2 separate regions of the Mus musculus genome follow, and region 2 is linked to region 1. Evidence: chromatin loops called from intact Hi-C (ENCODE). Cell type or tissue: left cerebral cortex. All regions are shown on one strand. Each heading gives the region's core, and the rest is flanking DNA. Links, peaks and the distances in the headings are about the cores only. Region 1 holds the start of Dach1 (dachshund family transcription factor 1). Region 2 has its middle 4.8 kb from the start of Gm23276.

Evidence for each region. A loop is a pair of places that touch in the nucleus more often than their neighbours do. Peaks named below come from ENCODE experiments on the same cell type or tissue, not always from the same donor. Only the 100,000 strongest peaks of a DNase experiment are listed, where the experiment ranks them.
Region 2: a loop joins it to region 1, with 2.9 times the contacts of the local background. A loop is called at or near these places in 12 of 42 quality-filtered maps.

Annotation. Positions count from the first base shown.
Region 1 is chr14:98,164,587-98,172,929 of GRCm38, forward strand. Dach1 (dachshund family transcription factor 1) reads right to left here and starts at 5,179. Exons shown (of 12, transcript NM_007826.3): 1 at 3,897-5,179. The coding sequence starts at 4,723. Gm33583 (a long non-coding RNA gene) reads left to right here and starts at 5,318. Exons shown (of 2, transcript XR_003951195.1): 1 at 5,318-5,380. In left cerebral cortex, for the core only: CTCF peaks have their summits at 2,793 and 4,416; DNase peaks (open chromatin) are centred at 2,766, 3,682, 4,480, 5,244 and 1 more place; H3K4me3 peaks cover 2,907 bases; H3K27ac peaks cover 919 bases.
Region 2 is chr14:97,327,709-97,336,051 of GRCm38, forward strand. No RefSeq gene overlaps it. Among named protein-coding and RNA genes, the nearest start is that of Gm23276, 4.8 kb to the right of the region's middle. In left cerebral cortex, for the core only: a CTCF peak has its summit at 3,869; a DNase peak (open chromatin) is centred at 3,870.

The DNA.
Region 1 (8,343 bases), core at 108-8,107:
GGAAAGCTACAGTTCTTACAGTAAAACTGTATTCAGATATGACCCTGAAACATAAAAGGCTTGGCATATCTTCCAATTTATGTCCATGGATAGCATCCACTTTAAAGACAAAAGAATGCTGTTTATGAATCTATGTGTATACATGTAAAGGATTGAATGAGGTAGTCTGTTTAAATGAAAAACTTTGGAAATCTCAGGCTACACAGAAGCCAAGTCATAGTCTGGTTTTTAAAAAAAAAAACAGAAATATCGTCTTCTTCCAATAATCAAGAAAACAAGCATTTCAGAACAAATGTAAGACTCACTTTTCATTCCATGAATTCACAGAAAAATCAAACTTTAATCCAAATCTGCAAACAAGCAATTGACTGACACAAACAAACTTGACCATGGACATAATGACTTTTTGTTGTTGCTGTTGTTGTTATTTAATGGTTAGCAGTTAATTAACTGACCTCCGCTGCAACAGCCAAGTTCAGACAACTAATGTTTAGTTTTAAAATAATAATTGTAGGAAACTGACCAAGGTCAGACTTTGTCTTTCAACAACTTTGAAATGGGTTTCCTTAGATGTTCTTTCATGTTTTGAGACCTGTATTATATTTAGGTTTACTATCTAGAAGGTGACAGTGCCTTTTTCTTCTCCTAGAGGTAATGACAGATGGCTTCCACATTTACTCTAATTTTCATAGAGAGCATACTAATTCAATAGCCCCAAGCAAATTAAATCGACTTTAGGATTTGCTACCTTCCTGAGTCACTCTCAAATTGTTTATTAATGTTTTTTTCCTTTAGCATCACTTTTTAGTTTCCTAAAATTCCCTGAAATGTAAATATTGCTGAGTCCTCATAGATATATATATATATATATATCTCCTATAATACTGAGAATACTAAAATTTAATATCACAGACACCCACTGCTACACAGCACATAATATGTACACAAGACACTATGTTTATCTATATAACGAATCATATATGAGAAATGTTATTACTTATATATTTTCAGTAATACAATGAACAAATTTTCCCTTGGTCTGTTAAATACCCAGAATTGAAAGAAACTAGGGTGAAAGATGTCACTCTAATCTAGATTAATAAAAACAAAATCTTAACACCAAAGCATAAACCAGGTTTAAATGAAAATAAAAATAGTTTGCAAGTTCAAAGAACAAAGTATTCCAGCTATTGCTTTCAAAATAAAGACCGGAAAAGATAACCCTTATAATTAGTATTAAATTGCTAATATGGTAACATGCAATTTGTATATTTTTGGTGAGAGAAAGTTCAAATGCAAAGTTCCATTTCCTGGCCTATGGCTGTGTTGGGAGAACCTATGTAGGTGTATATTCAAATCTTCTCAGAATAACTAGCAGAATTTCCATGGATTTAAGTGTAAAAGGCTCTCTAGTTGATATATAAAATCAAAATGTGATAGTCAGTCAGCACTTTCCCTGCCTAAGAATAGCTTGAAGTAGGATGTTAGAACAAAACATTTAATCACAAAATATTAAGGCCAAATGAAATATAATTAGGGTGCAGATGACGTATTTTTAAAGGGATACACAATTCTACTGAGTTTAAGTGATCTTTGGCCTTGGAACTTAAGACTCCAGAACTGTTAGGAACCTCTGGGAAGGAAAAATGGACAAAGGAAGAAAAGGATGATGGTTGGAGGGACCGGAAAGAGGAGGAAAGAAAGTAAAAAGAAAACTTTTTTTTTTAAAGTAACTTTAAGACTATCCTCCGACTATATGACTAAAACTACCATTTAAAGTCTTGGTATCATAACATCACAGAGCCACTGTAAGGAGTTCCTCACAGGGTGTGTGTGTGTGTGTGTGTGTGTGTGTGTGTGTGTGTGTGTGCTCATGTCAGTGTGTGCCTGCACATATGTAAAATGACTGTTGATTATTCAGCACGAGAAACACAATGGATATTGGGAGAAGAGCAGGCATTTCGTTAGTGAAGAGGAAAGCTGCATCTCAATTTGTCACAGAGTCAGTGTGACAGCCAGCAACACAAGTGTCTGAACTGACTTCCAGTTTTACTGTGCATTGTTCATGACTCTACAACAATGTCCTGGGTGCTTCTGGTAGTTTTTACGACAGGTTTTGGACAAATATGTTATCTTCTGGACAACCAAGAATGACAGTTATCTGACTAAATGGCATTTAGCAATCAGCATGCCCACCCGTGCCCAATGCCATCTGGCCACCCACCGGATCCAGTAGAAGCATGTGTGCGCGCACGTATGTGCGAGCAGGACACACACACACACACACACACACACACCACAGCTGAAATAAGAGGTCAAGACAGGAACATCAAAACATCAAATAAACACAGAAAGGAATTGCTAGCTAGGTCAGTTAAGTTGGGATGGAGTTCTGGTCTTTTCCTTTCTCTTCCCAGGCCCTACAGAGGAATAGTCTCAAAGAAATTGCTGGTGGCTTTGGGTCTGGTTTCTCACCTCTCCTGTCCAGTTTCCTTAGCTCTGTTAAGAGCCTCTGCTTTTTCCCCTCACCATTAAGCTTATTTTAAAGGTACCAAAGTGTGCGTATGTGCATGTGTGTGTGTGTGTGTGTGTGTGTGTGTGTGTGTGTGTGTATGAATCTTTTCTCCCAGTTCCCAAGTGCCTACTTATGATCTCCAACTTTCTCTACTTTCTTTCTCTCAGAACCTCTGAACTTATCCCTCTGCCAGCAGCTGGATCATTTCTACCCCGAAACTGACAAGTTGCCCCACTCCCGCCCCCTCTCGGTAGATCCTCCCCCAGTGAGCGTTCATTAGCATAAAACTGGTTGGGTCAGGGACTGTCCCAAGGCCACCTCGGCGCACATGCACAAGGAAGACTAGGCGAGAAGTATTCAAGCCCTTAGCATCCTGTGGCAAAAGGACCACCTGCACCTTTCCTGAGCTACTAAACTCAGAAAAGAAAGTGGAAAGAAAAAAGAAAAAGAAAGAGCGAAGACTGGTCAATCCGCACTTTGAAAAGAGGGCGAGCAAGTCCCTTTCTTTTCTTCCCCACCTCTCCAATTCAGCTTCCAAGAGTCTGGGGCACCAGGTCATCTCCTAAAGAACAAAACGTGTTTGTGCCCTCGCATTTGCCCCGGGGCAAACGTACTTCTTTTTTTCTTTTCACGAGCGCGTGCGCGCGCGCGCGTACACACACGCACACACACACACACACACACACACACAGATAGGGAGACACAAACACACACATCCGCGCACACACAAACCCCTCCCCTACACAGGCTTCCCTCTGGGATGTGGGGCTGAACTCTTTGGTTGAACTCTCAGATTACCCCTGCTCCTCTCAGCGCCCGGTACTGTTCCGGTGCTGACTTCTCAGCGCCGCTCTCAGCTGCCAGCCCACCCTCTTTTCTTACTAGAGGAGCCCCCCTATCCCAGAGCGCATCCCTCAGCTTCGGAGCCCTGCAGGATCAGGGTCACGACCTCCCTCCTATCCCAGAGGTGCCCAGAGGCTTCTTGGAGGAACCCAGGTCCCAGGAGTGCACACTCAGGCAGTAGTGTCCGGAACGGGTGCAGGTCACCAGCGCGCCCGGGAAGGGGCTGTGACTCCTGGGAAGGCACCTTCCTCTGGTTCCCCACTCTGCATCCCAAGCTCAGCGGCAGCCTAGCCCGAATGCCCTAGGAAGCATCAGGAACACCCGGCCGGCACGGATCAGGCCGCGAGCAGTGCGAACTTGCCCAGGAGGTCGGGCGAAGGAGACTAGCCCCGGGGACCGACAGGAGAGGGCCGTGCTCGCCAGGGCGCGCAGCTCGCGGACGCGCTGAGCGGGCGGCGCCGGGAAGGGAGCAGGGGAAGGGCGAGGAGGAGGGTGGGAAAGGACCAGGGCGACAGAAGGTTTCCCCTCCGCTCTTTACCTGGCGTTGGTGCAGTCATTGTAGAGGGTCTCGAAGTCCTTCCTGGAGATGAGTTTGCAGCGGTTCACTCCGGGCTGGATGGCCCCCAGTCCCCTCAGGATGCGAACCTGTTCCACATTGCACACCACCGGCGTGATCTCCAACCGCTTCAGCTTGGTGTAGACGGTGTGCAAGCCCCCCACCAAGTGCTTCAGGAACAGGTCGAAAGCCTGGGGCAGGCAGATCAGCTCGCAGCCCTCCACCGTAAAGGAAGCCACTTTGGCCCCTCTCAGATCCACCATTTTGCACTCATTATTCTGGGGGGTGTTTTCCACTGGGGACGGGGTTGAGTACACGGGTTTCCCAGGGAGGGGGCCGCAGCTGCTGCTGCTACTGCTGCTGCTGCTGCTACTGCTGCTGCTGCTGCTACTGCTGCTGCTGCTGCTGCTACTGCTGCTGCTGCCGGTGCTCGCGGTGATGGGGGTGCTGGAGGCGCCGCCGCCGCCAGCGCTAACGCCGCCGCCGCTGCTCCCGGCCGCCAGGCTGGGGTTGCAGTTGCTCCCGCCGCCGCCTCCGTTGCCGCCGCTGCCACCGCCGCCTCCGCTGCCGCCGCCGCCGCCACCAGGAGAGGTGACTGTGGCCGCGGCTGAAGAAGAAGCAGAAGAGGCAATGGGCTCCGGCCGGAACAGAGTTGGCCCAGACGACGCCGGGGGTCCGATGGATGGAGCCGGAGACGAGGTCGCCGAGGAGGTGGAGGTGGTGGTGCCCGAGGAGGAAGCAGAAGTAGAGATCGGGGGTTGAGGGGGGACCAGCTGGGTCGGAGGGATCAAAGCCGCCGGCACTGCCATGGTCACATATAAGGGGAAACAGAAGGAGGAGAAGCGAGGGGGAAAAGTTGCCACACACCCCCCAAAGGGGAAGGGGGAGAAAGGGGGACAAGGATCGAGGTGGGGGGGGGGGCAGAGACAACAAGCACTCTAGGAAGGAACCTTAGTTGGAGAGAGGGAGAGAAGAGGAGAAAAAGGAGGTGAGGTTAAGAAAGAGCGAGCGCAGGAGGGGCGAGCGCGAGAGGCGCTCGAGAGAGAAACGCACAAAAGTGTCCCGCAAGTCGAAATGCGAGTCCTCTCTCGGGGCTGGGATCGCGGGCTGCTCTTGGGGGGGGAGAGGCGGGGGTGGGGCGGGGAGGGTCGGCTGGTGGTGTGTGGGTCCCGCTCTAGCACAAAGTTAAGGATGAAGGTGAAAAGGAGGAGGGTTGAGGGACTTGGGTTCTCCCTGGCAAGTACATTGATCAAAGATTGAGAGGGGAATGACAGAGAGAAAATGAGCTGAAAGTGCAGGCTGCCGGCTGGACGAGTTGTTGTTGTCACACGGTGCGGAGGGGAGGAGCTCCGGATACTTGAAATACCCTTTGAAGCCGCGAAAACCTCACTCACTAGTATTAACCCAAATTATCCAACCAGGAACTCGGAGCACAGACTCCAAGAGCGCGAGACCGAGGAAAGGGGGTGGGTAGAAAACGGGAGTGGGGGGGGAGGGTACGGAGGAAAAGGGTGGGAGGAAAGCCCTAGAAAAGCCGGGGCCCAAGAGTGGTGCTCAGAGAGAGGGAGAGAAAGCTGGTCATCTACTTCTCTCGCGCTGCTACCGTTACATCCCCTGCCACCTCCTCTGTGGCTTTGAAGGAGAAGACTCTTAGCTCCCACCCACCCACCCACCCCAAAAAGGTTCTGAGCAAACGCCTCATGACTGAAAGAGCGGCGGTGCCGCTGCCAGCTCACCTTCAAGGATTTAGGTTCACACACACACACACACACACACACACACACGCGCGCGCGGGGCATTTGTGCAAGCAGTTACAAAAGGAAACATCCCCAGCTCATGACTGTTGGGCAATTATTATTATTATTATTATTATTATTATTATTATTATTATTATTATTATTATTATTATAGGAAAATTCACATGTAAGCAGTGTGGACTATTTTGTGTATCTGACGGGTTTTTTTTCTATATCAAAAATGTTTATATAAAGATAAAGAAGAGTTTTCAAGCTGCGGGAAGAAAGTCACTTAAGAATAATGGGTGCTCCTGATCCTAGTAGACAGGGATACAGTGGATTAAAACAACTTCCCTTTCACCTCCAGAGATTGGTCAGGGATGACTTCTTTATCTAGAAATTTCTAAAGAGATCAGCTGTCCTTGAAGATTAGAAAGTAGAATACAAAAACACACTGATGTTTCTTACCCAAAACTCTAATTAATTCACCTGGTCTTGCACAGTAATCAACTCTCATTTCTCCTTCAGTACCCGAGGAGAGTCGAAAGTGTGTTATTTAAGTCACACAATAATTATTGGGTTCCTTTCATATTTGGAAAGTCCTGCTATGTTTTGGGAACTTCGTTTTTGCTTTCTCAGTGAGAATGTGTTTGTAAAGAATGAAATAGAAACTAAGCCTCCTGGTTGACTTGTAAACACAGAAGGCAGAAGGGAATAGTGGTTTGGGGCTGCATGAGGGGAGTAAGACACTCATTTTCTCCTCCTGTCTTCTCTAACTTGTTGCACAGCGATGTTTTTTCCGGGATGTTTGACCAGCATAGAATTTGAGCATAGGTCCTGTGTGTTTGTTGCTTATATCTCTAGGAATCTGGAGTAGTTAGGCATTGAACCTGTCTACACATGTCTAAAGATTTCATAAGATGTGAGGAGGCAGCATATGACAGATTTAAGAAATAAACTATTATAACAGGCTTGTTGATTTGAGAAATGTTAGGATGTTATTTTTGCCATTTAGGTATTGAAATTATCACTTTTGTCTTTATCTTTTTAAATCCACTGAACTCTGAAGTTTATTGTCTAAGTATATAGGAATCCGTTAAAGTGAAATATGACACTATTGTCTTATTACTCTTTTATGCTAAACTTTGAGGCACAATACTTGCATTGGAAGGCTTTCTTACAGTGTAAGAATTTTTTAAAAATTGAATAAAAGTATATAAACTTCTACAAAGATAGATGAAGCTTTCACAGCTGTTTGCCCCAGTGTGTTATAATGAGGTGAGGTTTAATAATTTTTGAATCATCAAACCTATTCTTAACTAAAAGCATAGATTCAGTATATACCACAAATATCAAAATATATTTTAGAAATATTGCCAATTTTTAAAATGTCAAATTGCTGCATTTGTGAAATACAACACTGTGGAAAGTGCTAAACTCTAAAAGAAAAAAAAACTAATTTATTTGTGAATGCCATTCCTAACTTCAATAAAATCTAGTGTGCTTTTTAAATGGTAAATTATGGAATGTTTCAATTATTGGTACCACAAATAGAAACGGCCAGTTATAAGTGGGCAAAGCCTGACCTTACCATTCTCATTCTTATGTTTCCTTAAACTATCACTCATCCAAAATCTGCCACACTCTGAAGAAGCAACAAACAGGAAGAGAAGCAGTGATGCATAGCTATAATTCCACCCTGCTTCCAGCCAACTTCAAATGTTCTGCAGGGAAACAAGGGCTCCATGCACGGGCTTCACTTAGAAGCAAAGCCCCTGTACCTATATGTGACTCCTCCCCTCCCCCCACCTCAGGTTTCTGAACCTTTTGAAGGAACCACCACTTGTTCCTTCCAAACAATAGGGTTTGTAAAGTCAAAGGTTGCAAAATAAAATGTACCGGAAAGAGAACGCCTGGAAAAGCATACTGCTTTTATCTCTTTCTTTCCTATTCTTGGAGAAATTCTTTCCTGCGATGAAGAAGTCAAACCGTGTTTAACACAGCACATAGATCAACTTAAGAAAGATTTCAAATTCCCCATTGAATCTTTCGCATGGAAAGCTTTTGTCCTGTTTATTGTTTTACAGGTCTTGGTTTTTAAGATGCTCTCCATCCATCTACTCTTTCCTAACCTTCATTCAATTTGAATAAGCAAAACTCAAAGTACTGTAACTGATATTAGAAAATTCTCCCTATGTTTTGTGGAGACGTATTGTGCTGAAATCAATAAGACTGTTTAAAATTCAAAGACCTGCAAATCGTTCTGTTTGTCCTTTGATAGGGCCTATGCTGATTAAAATGCTACCAAGAAAGCTTAATTGCTGCACTAATTAAGAAGTCTTTAATTTCTTTCTTAGGATATCGTTTGAAGCTTAGCTTGTACAGTTCAGGGAAGGTATTTTCTTCCCTCCTTCTGCCCTCTTCTGGCCCCTCCCCTCCCCTCCCCCTCCTCTCCCCATTTGAGGAGCCCGATTAGAATGGGAACTCATAAAAAGAATGGTCTCATCATTTATTACTTAACAAAAATCGGCACAGGATACAGACTTCAGCTCAGTATAAAATGCAGTTTGGAGAAGAGCTGCAAGCTTTGCAGGAGACAGTGAGAAAATACAAAGTAGCTGTTGCAGCTAAAGACCTGGTGATTACCTGAATGGTAGCAGGCACTTTAGTGGGCGATGAGAGCATCCTATTTG
Region 2 (8,343 bases), core at 222-8,221, 840 kb before region 1:
CACACACACACACACACACGCACACACACACACACACACATACAACAAGTGATGAAAAGTGAAAAGGAATATACCACCACTATGTTATGAGGGGAGAAAATATCTTTTACTTAAAGCAATTGACCTTTCTTAAAATTTTAAACAAAAATCAATTTAAACAATACTTTAAATTTTTCTAATTGACTATTATCTATTATATTTCTAAATATTTTCTTTAAAATGAGGTTTTTTTCCCTTGAGATAAATTTTTATTTTTTATTGTCAAGTTATAAAATTGTTACTATTATAGATTTTAAACAAATAACTAACATCTTTATAAAAATCTCAGCATCTATGGAAAAACATCTAAATGATATCAGAGAAATTAAATGTGATGCATTATCTATATCTTATGTAAGTCTTGTGCTGAGTTTACAAAGTGTGTTTCCAAAATATAGCACCTATCTTTAAATTAGCACCTCCTTCCCAGATGAGAGGTATCACTTTGGGTTCAGATGATAAATATTATAATGAGAATATCAACATTTGTCAGCTTAGTCAAATAGAGTCTCTTATACCAACAATGGATTTATTTGAACTCAGCACAGATATCAAAGTCATTTGTGGTCTATCATAAACTGAATTTGTCATTTTGTACAATTGTTCCAACAAGGTACAATTTAAAAATTCCAGGTTAGTATATGTGTCAACCTAAGAAATTCAAAGACTGCTGAAAAAGGACATGTTTGCTGTTCACAGCCATTAAGAGTCAAAATTAACAGACCCATAGTGTAATGATATTGCTGTCATTTTAGAAAACCTAGGAAGTAGCAAGAAATCACTCATGTATGACTCACGATTGCTGTTCATGGTAGTGCACACACTGGCAGTCTGTTTGTCCAGTCCCCTACAGGGCAGACATACTTTCATTTTTGTAACTGCATTGTTTCTATGGTCATCAACTTCATTCAGACATTAAAAGATGAACCATTTATTAAATATCCCTACTAAGAGTCCCATTTGCAACTCACTATCCTAAACTGTTATCTAGAAACAGCCATATGTATTTCCTGCAGCTGAAAGGACATATATTACTGCCCAAGGTCAATACAGCATTGTTATATTAGCTTCAATGAGAATATGTTCTGATTGAACAGTATTTATTAGAAACTATCTATGAAAATTAGGATGCTATGACAATGTAGGCTTGAGTTTAATTATTTTAATTTTTAAAAGAGGAAACATTTGGAAAAGCTAAAAAACAAGAAATAAATCTATGTAGTTATTTTACACAATATTCCACATTTTAAAGATTGATGAGACTCTTTCTGTGCCTATTAATTCAACGAGAAATATCATTATATTATTGCTCTTCAATCTAAAATGCATCTCTTATTATTGAGATAAATAAAACACTTTTAAGTTGATTTTGCTATTAAGGAGACTAGAATGTATTGACCTCTTTGAGTCTAATTAAATAACAAACACCAGTATATAGGGTGAAATCATGTACAAATCTATCTTCCGCACAAGTTTTGCATTCAAAGAAATAGAGATGTTAAAAAGTGAATACAATACTTATTTTTATTAAAAAAAAACCTGAAGCATATCTTCTCACTTCTTTGTCATTGAATTTCACATATATACATATATGTACACCTTCACATATATGTATATGTATTTATATATGTATATATAAATTTTAAGTTATTTTCAATCCATTTAAAGAATATTTCCCCTGGACAAAAACACTGTTAAAGATCCATGAACATTTAAGTAAGGCAATGTGAACACATGCACAGGCTGCATGAAAAACCTTACGTGATTGATAACAGATAACTGTATTGGATTTTTGGAATAAATTGATTAAAAGACACAAAACGCATTACAGTCATTCACGGCTTGAGGCTTTATGCTGTATTCCATTCGGTTCCATGTGTGCTTCTCATGATTTATTGACAGCTGCTATAGATGGTTCTTTATTTGGTTCTTCATTTTCAACTCATCCCAACCTTGGTCAAACAATGCAACCTCCTGCATTTTTTCAATATTTTCCTAATATCTCAGCTCATTTAATTCTATTGATCCACTGAAGAGTATAATGGCATTGAAACTGGAATTACTAGCACCTCCCTACCCCGGTGCTAAGAGCTTTCCTATTGAGTCTGTGGACCATCACACGGAATCATAAAAGTAGACAAAAAAGTAGAATGACCTTTACCAGCTACTATTGTACTGCAAGAATCCCACAAACCTCAGAACATCATTTTCAATTTTATGGCACTGTTTTCTTAAATAATAAGAGAAGGGGGAAAAAAGGAACAACTGACCCCTGTTCAGCATTTACTTAAGCAGAATTGGCATTAATAGAGTATTCTGTCAAAAATTCAAGCTCAAGAAAATGTATGGCTTTGTCCACAGCAGTAGCTATCTTAGCAGATTGCACTGTCACCGCCTCACACAAAGCGCATTGCAACACCATTAGTGGACATAAATAATGCACAAGCTCTTAGGCAGTACTCAGCTAAGTGCATGGAAACCTTGGGCTCCTGTTGTCAGAAATTCAATGGATTAGTACCTAGATTTATTTTAAGTCTGTAAAGCACTTTGTTCTTGACAGCGTTCAAAGTAGAAAGAGTGCTATCCTGAATGTGCATCTTAATACTGTCATTCCTGTCTTGTAAGAGTAGATGATATATGGGCTGCAATATTTCGTTTTAATATTTAAAGTTTTCGCTGTGCAGATGCAAAGAAATATATTAATAGCTATCTGCTGTTACTTTATTGATCTAGGAAAGAACAAAGGTAACCTGTAAAATTTCAACTAAGGCTAGTAAAATGGAGACATTACAATTGCATTGAACTGAAATAAATACTGATGCAATAATCCTTAAACATCATATTTAGAAAATTGGGGAAATCTGGCATTTATTTCTTTCTCTCTTGGTAAATATCGTATAGCAGAGTTCATTTTAAAGACAAATTTTAGCACAGTTTAACTTAATTAACTGCCTTCAAATCATGCTTTCTTTCCCAAAGTTAGGTGATTGTGTGAGCTAACCCTCCACTGTGGAAGAACTTTTCTGAAGGTTACTAAGAATTGCTGCCCTTTGACTTCGTGTTGTAAGCAGTTGCTGACTTTAGATAAGTTTAGGAGTTAAGTCCCAAAACTTTCAGTGAATTGAAAGGATAAATATATTATTGAGTTCATTTAAAAAAAAGCACCTTTCCTTTGTGTGACCTAACACAAGAATAAAGCTATTTTATATCAAGTTTAATCTTTCTTCTCTATGAAGGCATAAAATCTTATTTTAAAATAATAAATTTCTTTTCATTAAAACTATATGATATATTAATTCCAATCCAAGTGGTGAATATTCACATATTGAGTTAAAAAACATTATCAGGATGTAAGACACTAAAGGAAAAGAGAAAACTAATGAATATGTTGATATATTCAAGACACATTTATTATGGTATATGCTTGATGTATGTTAAGAGAATCTATTTAATCATATGACTTTTATATCCTTGTTTTTGTAAAACAAATATGGGATTGTGGCTGCTCATTTTATTCTAGGAAATTCATTATTTCATAAAACAGATATGATTAGATATGTTTGTTTCTGTTATTTCAGTACACAATTCCTCAAATACACCTATAAGAGGATCATTATTTTTCTCCAAACAGAATGTACTGAAAAACCAGGTACCACTGTTTCAGGATAACTAGAATTGATCAAAATGTGAAATGAGCCAATTATTGATAAATAAAATAAAATAATTCTATAATGAGCAAGTAAAATCTTCAGCCTTGGAAATTCTTTTACTTTAGTTAGAGCAGCTTACTCTGCTAAGCGCTGTCAACAAACAATTTGCATATTCTTATCAATAGGTGGCGCTTTCACCCTTCTTCACAGTTTACTCTGAATCCTTGTGGAATTCTATACACTTATAAGAGAGCAAATACTTCAACTATTTCTAACTTTGATAGATACTCTCAAGTCTTTAAATTTCACATTATTGCTAGCCATTTTGTTTTTCTTTGATAAATAATCCTGTTTGAACATTAGTGATTATGCTTAAAGAAAGCCTGGAGTTCTTTTCCAAATATAAACATTTTAAAAATTATTATTTGCTTTCCTGAACTATTTGGTTATTCCCCACTTACTCCATGGGGAAACTTACAGAATGTCATGTTATAAAATTCCTAGTATAGAGTAACTCTACCAGTTTCAGTATTTTGATGAATATAAATCTTAAGTGAAAAAAATTGCCAAAAATATTCAAATGTAATCACATATAAACCACTGTAATATAATGTAAGAGTACCTTGTATAAATAAGAAAACCCGGTCAAACAGACATGTCTAAAACATAACTATATTTAGAATTTTATATGACTTTATATTTAGTCATACTGGATCTTTGCAATTCAATCAAGTCTGAGCTGTAGGGTTATTTAGAATCTTTCTAAGTGGCAGATAATAGTCTTTTGCAACTTGGAATAAGAAGAGTCTTTAAAATATTCTTTCAGATCACATCTTTATAATTTTATACTAAAATATCTGTCTATAAAATGATTCCCTTCAATAAAGCATAGACTCAAATATTTATATACACTGCTAAATTTCTAATGTCAATTAATGTACTATAGTACCACAGTCTCTATTTATGATTACTTAAAATATGACAAGTGTATAAAATATAGGTGAATATGATAATTTTCTGTTTAGAGCAACAGTGTTGGGATTAATAAAACATTCTATATTGATAAAATAAACATCAGAGTCAAGTGATACTGTATATTATAATGCTCAATTAAACCATATAATTCCTTCACCTGATTATTTCCCTCAGATTTAATTTTCCTCACTAATCCTCACTATATTTTTAATTCCATATTGTTCTGCTGTGTCAAATGAAAAATTTTTATGTTACATATATATCAGCATCAGAGAAGTGTAACGTTGCAAAGTTGAGTCATTATAAACACTATGATCTTTCTTGCGTTGTGAAGCCACGTGGTGTATTTGTATGAACTGAATATGAAAATTTAATTATTCTGTCTAAAGCATACAACGTAATTCAAATTATAGTAGTGAAAATAAAAACTAAGTTTGAAGATTAATTCATCTTCATAAAAGAAATCTAATCATGTAAGTTACCAGTAATTCTTCTTGTAACTGAAAATATTTTAGTGATATCAGCCTCTTAGTATAATTCTTTCTGAAAATCTATGATGACTGTGAAAGTGGACTCCACCATTCCCTCCCCCCAAAATCTCAAACTGATAGTCTTGGTTCAATTTGCATGTTCACGCTTCATCACTTCTTTTTCCCATAAGACAGAAGTAGATAATAAGAAGTTCAAAAGGAATTTCATTTTTGTTTTTTTTTTTCTAAAAATTATAGAGTCTTCTAGAAAAATACAGTTTTGAATTAGTCTTATATTTAAGAGATTCTGTTGACATAATATTACCTTTTATATATCTTAATAAATAGGATTTCTTATACTTTGAAGGTCTTCTGCTGTAAGAACAAAGCCCTCTATGTTGTGATGTAAGGCCTTGGGGTGTTTATTATACATAGGCTTACGCTTTAAAGTGCATCACTGTTTTGCAACCCTATGTTTTACATATATAGAGCCTGACATTATTAGATAACATTATAAGATGGATCTTGTACAAATTCCATCCACTCCAAATGGAAGAGGATCCCTGTAACGTAGATAAATGTCAAGCATCAGTAGTCCTATGCTTAAACAGTCTTGAAGAGACAAAAACGGATATGATAGGCATAGCCCTCCATTATCAAGACAGCGATGATAAAGTACAACACTTAAGAGATTTTACTAACAGTTTAAGAGTTCTGGCACAGCGCTGACTGTGTATAATGAGGCTTCTAAACGTTCAGCTCACACAACTTGCATTTGAAGAGATAAAATACTTTACAAACTCTATTTCATTAATCTTCACAATATCTCTGTGAAGAATTATGAACACCAATCAACAGATTACAGAGGGATGGCATTGAAATGTTGAATGAATTCCCAGTCCTCTAAGAGAAAGCCTTGGAGATTCTCTTTACAATGAAGTTATATCTTTAATGCCAGCCTTCCAGACCAAATTAATGTGTTAACCCGCAGAAAGAATCAATATGTTATACTTTGTTCACTAGAAGAGAAAGTGAAACTTCTCCAAAATCACAATCTTAAATTTGATAATAGGTTAAAGCAATATTTTATTGCTATGTTATAAGAACATTCAAAAGTATGTCTTCTAAGAAAAGCATTGCACAGTGACTCTTTTCCAAGGCTATTCTAGTGGCCACATTAAAGCCAGATAACAATTTTAATCTTGCAGTAAATTAGTCTAATCATATTATTAAATAACTATTCAAGGGATTTTAACAGCACATGGTTTGCGTTGTATTATTAACAGCTCTTCAAAGGGCCCACAACATTATCACCATCAATAAATTGTTATTGACCACTTACTGTGGATAGCTTGAGTTTCGAAAGATCACATTGCTTCCAATTTGTTAAGCTAATCTTTTATGGATTTATTTTCATGTTGACAAACCAACTTCTTGTTATGTCCATAGGGCAAAACTTAGTCTTGGCACCCAAAATTTTTTTGATTCTTTTTAACAAATGAGCCTTTAAATGTGTTTGATAACCTATTATTAAGTAATCAGTTTTTTAAAAATGTAAAAGATAATTTGACAACTTTAGCAAGATGAGAAAGTACAGTTATTAAGTACAATTGGGAGGTCATTACACAAAAACGCCAGCACCAAGTACAGAACACTTCCATATCAGTCATTTGTCAGAGAGGCACCAAAGACACCATTGCTCTCTCTCAGACACACACCAGGACATGTTGTAAGTCCTGTCTTCTCTATACACCATACATCTTAGATGTAAGATGACGAGAAATCAAGCTGACAGTGCACTAGAGAGCTACAGTAACGACAAACTCATAGCAACTGTGTATGCTACCACTGAGTCCAGAGCTGCACCTTTCTATAAGTCAACTATGGGAAGCAGAAAGGCCACTGGTTCAGAAGAACTTACAATGTACTGCCGATCTATTGTCAATGTTTAAATTATACTTGAAGGAGAGGCAGAATATGGAGTTGCATACTCATTTGTGAGTTCAGACTCTGAGGGTAAGTCCAAACTCAGATGCACAATCCTGATTATTTTTTGTGGGACACTAACCAAGCACAATTAATGAATAAATGATAGGTTAATTACAATAATAAAGATGAGAAAAGGCATTATTCTATTAAAAATTAAGTAAAAATGATAAGATGTAAAAGAAATGAGTTTTCAAACTACTGTTTACCAATGTGGCTAAAACGAATGAGTAAGATTTGTTCAAACTGTTTAGCTTTTTGTTGGTTCTTTGTCAATTTCGCATTTTGCACACCGATGCTACTCATCTCCCCTACCTTCCCTACCTGTCCCCCATCCTTGCAATTTCTACACTACAACAAAGAAAAGAAAATATTGTGGAAGCAATAGTGAATCACAGTGTGTTTCACACTATACGCTTTTGTCCACACTTCTTTGCTTGCAAATGTTCATTGCAATGAGACGTTGGCCTGATACAAGCTCCCTAGGCTTCTGCTATGTCAGGCCTGGAAGTTTACTGGGCTTCCTCTCAAATATCCTGCTGTTGTCCTGTGTCTTGGATATCCTGTAGTTTAAAATCTGTAGTTCGGTTCCCTTCATGTGCTCCAACAGTTCGCAGATGGGGTGGATGTTGGGTCTTGCCAATTCAAAGCCTCTGAGTTATCTGAGCTGGTCAGTTTTTGGGGGCCTGACTCTCCCGCAACCTCCATAACTAGCGTCAGCTCTACCCTGCTTCCCAGACCAAGTGGTCCTCTCCTGAATGCTACACTCTGGGAGGGATGAAGGCAGCTCTCCTCCTCTCATGACCCCACGGCCACATCTCCCATGTGCCACAGGTGACAGGCAGAAGGGGGAGGAGGGTAACTCTCCCTCATCCGTGCCACCATATGGAGGCTAATGTTAAGGCCAGATCTCCCATGCTTGTATTCTTCAGACCATATCACCTACAGCTCATACAATAAGTGAGACCTCTCTCCCAGTCACAGTGTCTAAAGGCAGAGGCCGCTTTCCTACTCTCATGCCCCCCTCCAACGCACAAGCCAGCTCTCACATAATATCCAGGTGAGGGATGGGCCAGTTATGCTCAGCTCTCAGATGTCAACATATCCTGGGTGGCAGCCCAAAAAGGGACATCCTTCTGGCCTTTGCTAGTAATAGATGTCTGGTAGTGTAAATGGACGCAGATGTAGACCCAATGATGACTAAGGGCAAGATTCCACCATGG